2 separate regions of the Homo sapiens genome follow, and region 1 is linked to region 2. The links are chromatin loops, found by intact Hi-C in ENCODE. Cell type or tissue: heart right ventricle. All regions are shown on one strand. Region 1 overlaps BAIAP2L1 (BAR/IMD domain containing adaptor protein 2 like 1). Region 2 overlaps BAIAP2L1 (BAR/IMD domain containing adaptor protein 2 like 1).

Region 1 (4,000 bases), 65 kb before region 2:
AGTCCTAGAGTCTCTTAGTGACCGGCTGCCACATCCCACTTACCATGCCTTTGTTTGTATGGTAATTTAGTTTCCAGTGACCAAAGATGCACAAACCGAATACATTTTCATAATGTGGCGATCTAAGGTGTCACTGGAATTTTCTGTCATTCTGTTAATTCATCATCATTGGCATGTTTTGAACAAACTCTCTTAATAAAATGAGGCTAGGAGCGGTGGCTCATGCCTGTAATCCCAGCACTTTGGGGGGTCAAGATAGGTGGATTGCTTGAGCCCAGGAGTTCGAGGCCAGCCTGGGTAATGTAGTGAGACCCTACCTCTACAAAGATACAAAAATTAGCCGGGTGTGGTGGTACGTGCCTGGGGTCCCAGCTCCTCAGTAGGCTGAGGTGGGAGGATCACTTGAGGCCAGGAGGCAGAGGTTGCAGTACTGAAATGGTGCCACTGTACTCTGGCCTGGGCAACAGAGTGAGACCCCATCTCAAGAAAAAATGATTATTTTTTGACTAAAAACTGTGTGGAATGTTGAAGAAAATAAAAATCCAATTTGTTTTAATTCCATGCACATTAGGTTTCCCTTGGAGGTCTGTGCAAGACAAGAATTAATACCCAAAACTGAAATAGTGTCACAAATGTAAATCAAAAGCTACAGGCATGTAGCTGGGACCACATGCACCGCCATGCCCGGCTAATTTTTTATTTTTGGTAGAGATGGTGTCTCACTGTGTTGCCCAGGCTGGTCACGCACTCCTGAGCTCAAGTAATCTGCCTGCCTCGGCTTCCCAAAGTGCTGGGATTACAGGCCTGTATTCAAAGCTGTAATAATTCCAACTCAATATTCCAGCTTAAAAATAAGTTATAAAAGCTGCATAAAATTTAGTTTAACTTATCTGCTGACACATGCAAATATATTTTAAAATTTGTTTTTAAAACTTTTTATTGAATAGCAATATACATAAAGTTGTGCTTAAGTATACATAGCTCACTAAATTGTCACAAACTGAACACACCTGTGTAACCACCACCCAGATCAAGGAGCAAACCATGGCCACTCCCTGAAGTCCCCCTCGTGCCACCTCCCAGTCGCTGCACCCCTCCAAGGGTAGCCCCTCTCCTAACTTTTTTTTTTTTTTTTTGAGACAGTCTTGCTCTGTCGCCCAGGCTGGGGTGCAGTGGCTCAGTCTTGGCTCACTGCAACCTCCACCTCCCAGGTTCAAGCGATTCTCCTCCCTCAGACTCCTGAGTAGTTGGGATTACAGGCTTATGCCACCATGCCCAGCTAATTTTTGTATTTTTTAGTAGAGATCGGGTTTCACCATGTTGGTCAGGCTGGTCTCGAACTCCTGACCTCGTGATCCACCCACCTCGGCCTCCCAAAGTTCTGGGCTTACAGGCATGAGCCACCACACCTGGCTGGGATTATTTTCTTTCTTTCTTTGGTTTTGTTTTGTTTTGTTTTTTTGAGACGGAGTCTTGCTCTGTCACCCAGGCTCAAGTGCAGTGGTGTGATCTCGGCTCATTACAACCCTTGCCTCCCGGGTTCAAGCGATTCTCCTGTCTCAGCCTCCCGAGTAGCTGGGGTTACAGGTACCTGCCACCACGCTGGCTAATTTTTGTATTTTTAGTGGAGACAGGGTTTCACCATGTTGGCCAGGCTGGTCTCGAACTCCCGACCTCAGGTGATCCGCCTGCCTCGGCTTCCCAAAGTGCTGGGATTGCAGGCGTGAGCCACTGTGCCCAGCTGGGATTATGTTCAGACTATTCCAAGATATTATGAGTCGTGCTTTATGAATGTTCTGGCTCACGTCTGATGGCCATAGGCCCTCATTTCTCTTGGATAGAGACACAGGAGCAGACTGGCTGAGTATTAGACATTCAAATATTTTGCTTTAGGAGAAACTGCTGATTGATTTTCCACAGTGACGCACCAGTTGCCATTCCACCAGCAGAGTATGAGAGTTCCAGTTGCTCTTCATCCTTGCCAGCTGCTGCTATTTCCCATCCTTTTAATTTTTGCCATTCCTGTGGGTATGTGCAAAAAAATTTTAAAGTAAACACAAACAAAATCGTTTGTTCCAGGCCTGCTGATGATCTGCCGTTTCTCTGTAGGGTGTATGTAACCTTGGCAGGGAGCCCTGTGGGAAATCCTTCATGTCAGAAGACAAACCAAGACCTAGGAAATTCTGGTCTGAGAGGCCATACAGTTGTGGTAGTCACTAGAGGAAGACATAAACTGAAGTTCATTAGACTCTAAAACTATCATAACTGCATGCATGAAAGGGATTTTTTGTTTGTTTTATGTGTGGGTTTTTTTGTTTGTTTGTTTGTTTTTGAGACGGAGTCTCCCTGTCGCCCAGGCTGGAGTGCAGTGGCGAGATCTCTGCTCACTGCAAGCTCCGCCTCCTGGGTTCATGCCATTCTCCTGTCTCAGCCTCCCGAGTAGCTGGGACTACAGGCGCCTGCCACCACGCCCGGCTAATTTTTTGTATTTTTAGTAGAGATGGGTTTTCACCGTGTTAGCCAGGATGGTCTCCATCTCCTGACCTCATGATCTGCCTGCCTACCTTGGCCTCCCAAAGTGCTGGGATTACAGGCGTGAGCCACCGCGCCTGGCCTAATTTTTATATTTTTAGTAGAGATGGGGTTTCACCATGTTGTTCAGGCTGGTCTCGAACTCCCGACTTCAGGTGATCCGCCCGCCTCGGCCTCCCAAAGTGCTGGGATTACAGGCATGAGCCCCTCACTGCGCCTGGTCCAAAGTAGGTACATTTTCAAGAAAAGTTACATAAACCAGGCGCGGTGGCTCACGTCTGTAATCCCAGCACTTTGGGAGGCCGAGGCGGGCGGATTGCGAAGTCAGGAGATCAAGACCACAGTGAAACCCCGTCTCTACTAAAAATACAAAAAATTATCCAGGCGCGGTGGCGGGAGGCTGTAGTCCCAGCTACTCGGGAGGCTGAGGCGGGAGAATGGCGTGAACCCAGGAGGCGGAGCTTGCAGTGAGCTGAGATCATGCCACTGCACTCCAGCCTGGGCGACAGAGGGAGACTCCGTCTCAAAAAAAAATAAATAAATAGAAAAGTTACATAAAAAGAAAAGGAAGGTATTTTCATTAATATTTAATTAACAAGAAAATGCAGTTAACCATAACTTTGCACCCCACTCCGAGCTCCAGTTTAAATAGGGTTCATCTGTGCTTTCAACATCCCTTATGTAATAAAACCCTTTCATGGCCGGGTGCAGTGGCTCACACCTGTAATCCCAGCACTGTGGGAGGCCGAGGAGGATGGATCACCTGAGGTCAGGAGTTTGAGACCAGCCTAGCCAACATGGCGAAACCCCATCTCTACCAAAAATACAAAAATTACATATATATATAAACACACACATATATGTATATATATACATATATGTGTACATATATATGTACACATATGTGTGTATATATACATATATGTGTACATATATGTACACGTATATATGTATATATGTGTGTGTATACATATATGTGTACATATATGTACACGTATATATGTATATATATGTGTGTATGTATATATATACACAAAAATTACAAAAATTACATATATATATCTATATATATAAATAAAAATCAGCTGGGCGTGGTGGCGGGTGCCTGTAATTCCAGCTACTCGGGATGCTGAGGCAGGAGAATTGCCTGAACCTGGGAGGCGGAGGTTGCAGTGAGCTGAGACTGCACCACTGTACTCCAGCCTGGGTGGCAGCAAGAATCTGTCTCAAAAAGAACAAGAAGTGTAAATAAGTGTGCCCAGAATCCTGCAAACCAGAGATAACACTAACTATTGCTGTCGCTTTTTCTGATACTTTTCCGTACATATCCCCATGTCAGTTTTCTGTGCTCTATCATTTTGATGACTGCACAGGACTCCATTTTTCATCATAATTTATTGATCAGCCCCTGTGGTTGGACATAGATCATTGCCAGTACTTTGCTATTACAGCTCAGCCATGGGCATGG
Region 2 (4,000 bases):
CTGGCTTTTAAGATTTTTCTTGGCTAGGCATGGTGACTCACACCTGTAATCCCAGCACTTTGGGAAGCTGAGGCAGGTGGATCACCTGAGGTCAGGATTTCGAAACACAGTCTGGCCAACATGGTGAAACCCCATCTCTACTAAAAATACGAAATTAGCTGGGTGTGGTGGTGCATGCCTGTAATCCCAGCTACTCGGGAGGCTGAGGCAGGAGAATCGCTTGAACTCGGGAGGCGGAGGTCACGGTGAGCCGAGATCACGCCATTGCACTCCAGCCTGGACGACAAGAGTGAAAGTCTGTCTCCAAAAAAAAAAAAAAAAAAAGATTTTTCTTTTTGCTAGTCTACAGTTTGAATATGTATACCAAGGTGCAGATTTTCTAGTATTTATCCTGTCCTGTGTTCTCTGAGCTTTTTGGGTCTGTGGTTTGGTGTCTGCCAGTAACTTTGGAAGATTCTCATATTATTACATCAGTTTTTATTGTTTTTGTTCCCTTCTCTCTTTTTCTCCTGGTATTTCCATTGTGGCTATTTATACCTTTTGTAATTTTCCCGCAGTTCTTGGATATTCTGTTTCATTTTTTGTTCTTTATTCTCCTTGCATTTCAGTTTCGGAAGTTTATGTTGACGTATCTTCAAGCTCATTCATTCTTCCCTTGGTCGTGTCCAGTCTGCTGGTGAACTTATCAAAGGCATTCTTTGTTTCTTCATTTCAGTGTTTTTGATTTCTAGTATTTCTTTTTGAATCTTTGAGTTTCTATTTGATATAGTTTGGATATCAGCCCCCTCCCAATTTTATGTTGAAATGTGACCCCCACTATTGGAGGTGGGGGCCTAGTGGGAGGTATTTGTGTCATGGGGGCAGATTCCTCGTGAAAGGCTTGGTGCCCTCCTTGCAGTAATAAGTGAGTTCTCACTCTATTAGTCCACATAAGATCTGCTTGCTTAACAGAGAGGGCACCCCTCCCACTCCCTTGCTCCCTCTCACACCATGTGACATGCCTGTGCCCACGTTGCCTTCTGCTATGAGTAGAAGTTTCCTGAGGGCTCGCCAGAAGCCAAGCAGATGCTGGTACCACGCAGAACCCAGAGCCAAATAAACCTCCTTTATTTTTTATTTTTATTATTATTTTTTTGAAACAGTTTTGCTCTGTCACCCAGGCTGGAATGCAATGGTGTGATCTCGGCTCACTGCAACCTCCGCCTACAGGGTTCAAGCGATTCTTTTGCCTCAGCCTCCCGAGTAGCTGGGATTACAGGCGTGCGCCACCACGCCCGGCTAATTTTGTGTTTTTAGTAGAGACAGGGTTTCATCATGTTGGTCCAGCTGGTCTAGAACTCCTGACCTCAGATGATCCGCCCGCCTCGGTCTCCCAAAGTGCTGGCATTACAGGTGTGAGCCACCACGCCTGGCCTAAACCTCCTTTATTAATGAATTACCCAGTCTCGGGTGTTCTTTATAAGCAACACAAAACGGACTAACACATCATCTCTCTGCTTCCATTACCCATCTCTTCTTGCACGTTGCCCACTTTTTCCCAGTAGAACCCTCAGCATATTAGTCATGGTGGTGGTTAGTTCTCTGTCTGATAATTCCAGATTCTCTACCACATCTGAATCTGGTTTTTTTTCTTAGCATGCCTGTAATGTTTGCTGCTTTTAGAAGCTGAACATGACGTGTCAGATAATAGGAACTGAGGTAGATGAGCCTTTAGTGTGAGGATTTATGTTTATCTGGCTAGGAGTTAGCATGGATTTAACGATAGAGGAAGCTGTATTTGTAACGGAGTCAGAGGCTTTGGTTTTCCTCTGATGTCCTTGTTTTTTCTCGCTGCTGTTGTCTTTGGTTTTCCCAAGAAAATTCTTCTAAATGAAGCCTGTGTCTTACTTACGGCTCTGTGCTGTAATCCACAGATATTATCCCGGAGCCCTGTTGATGGATAACTTGGTGGCCAAGTACTGGGGAGGGGAAGAATCTTCCTCTTATGTTTAAATCCCTGTGTTTGGATGGGTGTGGGGTGATAGGCCAGAGTTCCTGGGATGCCTTTTGGAAGAGTTTCTGAGTCTTTTTTTTTTTAAATCCCTTTACTTGAGACAGGAAGACTGGAGGGGGCTGGAGTTAGCAAGTCGCCCTTTCCCTGGTCAGATAAGGCTTTATTACAGCAGATTCCCTTGAGGCCCGGCCTTCCGTACAGAGAACATAACTGGAACAGAACAAAGCTCTGGGCATATTTCAGAATGTTTACCTCCCACCCCCTCTACCAGAAGCCTCAGGGGAAGCTTATCCAACCTCCCCTTGAGAATGTGGTGGGACTCCTAGACGTAAAACTCATGAAAGTGTGGGGACCGCCCGCAAAGACTGACCCCCTGAAGTTTGCAACTCTCAGACTCCTCCATGCCAAGCCCCCAGCAGTTCTTCCACTGCGGTGTAAGAGTTTCTGCCAGGAATGGCCCCAGCATTGGTCTCTGCTCCCTGTGAACTGTGAGTCTCTGCGTCAGCCTGTCCGTCTGGTTTTCAGGGTACATCTTCACCCTGTGAGCTTAGTCCTGTCATGCGTCTCAGAATTACTGTTTCTTATTTTAGCTTGTTTCCATTTGTTTAGCTTTTTCTTATTATAAGGGAGTGACGACCTCTAAGCTCTTAGACGTGCTGGAGTGGAAACCGGAAGTGCCTTTGCGATTGTTTTTGCATCAACGGTGACCAGATGTGTGTGTTCTCTGATGGATCAATCCTGATGGATGCAACTTAAACTATAGGAGAAATGTCAGCACTTCAGACTGAGGTTCTCAGTATTCTGTTTAAGGTTTTAAAAGATAGAGGAAAATAAAGTATACTCTACAGGTATGTTCCCTTAGATAACAGGAGATTGACAGTTTTTCCTTTGAGGACTCCGGGACTGGGGAAAGAAAGGCTATGACAGAAGTGTCGAGCTGAGTGTATAGATGGATATGTGTAAAGTGCACCAAAAAATGGTGACTACAGGCTGAACAATCACATGTGTGGATTTTATTTCCAGAAAACAAGTACTCGCCTAGAAAATGGCCTGTTGAGGAGTGTGTGGGCACATTTTTGTTGGTGTGTATCATGAATTTTTTTTTTTTTTTTTTTTTGAGATGGGATCTTGCTATGTTGCCAGGCTGGTCTCCAACTTCTGGGCTCAAGCAGTCTTCCCACCTCAGCCTCCCAAGTAGCTGGGACTCCAGGTATAAGCCAGTGCATTATTGAACCCATCTGCTCCACGTGTCTGGACTGGGGCACCTCAGCAGCCAGTGTTTCTCTCCAGAACACTGGAAAGCACAGTACCCACCGAAGCCTGTGGAGCAGGCACTCTACACAGATGAGAATACCACAGCTCCAAGAGATACTGCAGAAAGAGGTTAGGGAACTTCCCGGGGATGCACAGGTACTAAGAGGCCTGTCTGATGTCATTGCATCTTCCTGCGGATGCTGTGACCTTTGCCCCGTCTTCGTGTCCTTGAGTTCTCTATAGAGGCTGATCCAGAACCTTCTGCCTTCTGAAGCTGCGTCCAGTCTTTTCCCTTTCGTGGTGCCTGGCCCTTCTCCGGCCTCCTCAGCCAGCCTTCCCATCTTCCTCATGAGCTCTTCTTCCTAAAGATCTTGTATTCTATTACTCAGAGGTCAGCAGTCGCTTCTGACTTTTTAGTATGAAAAAAATCAATGTCTTTTGAGCAATCCATTCTAGACTTATATATAAAATGAAGGTGTATTTGTGCTGTGTCTAAAAGGGAACCCATTCTCCAAAAAAAAAAACAATGTTCGGGTTTCTGCTTGCAGCTCTTTTTGGCTTTTCACCTCCAAGTCTTCAGCCATGTCTCTCATTTTCTAAAATTGAGGTTGCCAGAGATTTTACTGTTAAGCAAAGCGTTAATAATATTTATCCTGTTAACACACTTCTCCATTTCCCCCTTACCTCCCTCAACCACACTGGATTAACCGCCGGAGGTGGATGAAATCAATTTATTCCTCTCTAAAAAGAAAT

Evidence for each region. Hi-C counts contacts between places; a loop is a spot of excess contacts. Peaks named below come from ENCODE experiments on the same cell type or tissue, not always from the same donor. Only the 100,000 strongest peaks of a DNase experiment are listed, where the experiment ranks them.
Region 1: it touches region 2 in a loop (2.6-fold over the local background); 5 of 110 quality-filtered maps call a loop at or near these places.

Annotation. Positions count from the first base shown.
Region 1 is chr7:98,392,573-98,396,572 of GRCh38, reverse strand. All of the region lies in intron 1 of BAIAP2L1 (BAR/IMD domain containing adaptor protein 2 like 1), which reads left to right. Among named protein-coding and RNA genes, the nearest start is that of BAIAP2L1, 6.5 kb to the left of the region's middle. In heart right ventricle, no CTCF peak of the experiment used is centred here; no DNase peak of the experiment used is centred here.
Region 2 is chr7:98,327,790-98,331,789 of GRCh38, reverse strand. All of the region lies in intron 3 of BAIAP2L1 (BAR/IMD domain containing adaptor protein 2 like 1), which reads left to right. Among named protein-coding and RNA genes, the nearest start is that of BRI3, 48 kb to the right of the region's middle. In heart right ventricle, no CTCF peak of the experiment used is centred here; a DNase peak (open chromatin) is centred at 2,179; H3K4me3 peaks cover 1,003 bases; H3K27ac peaks cover 2,123 bases.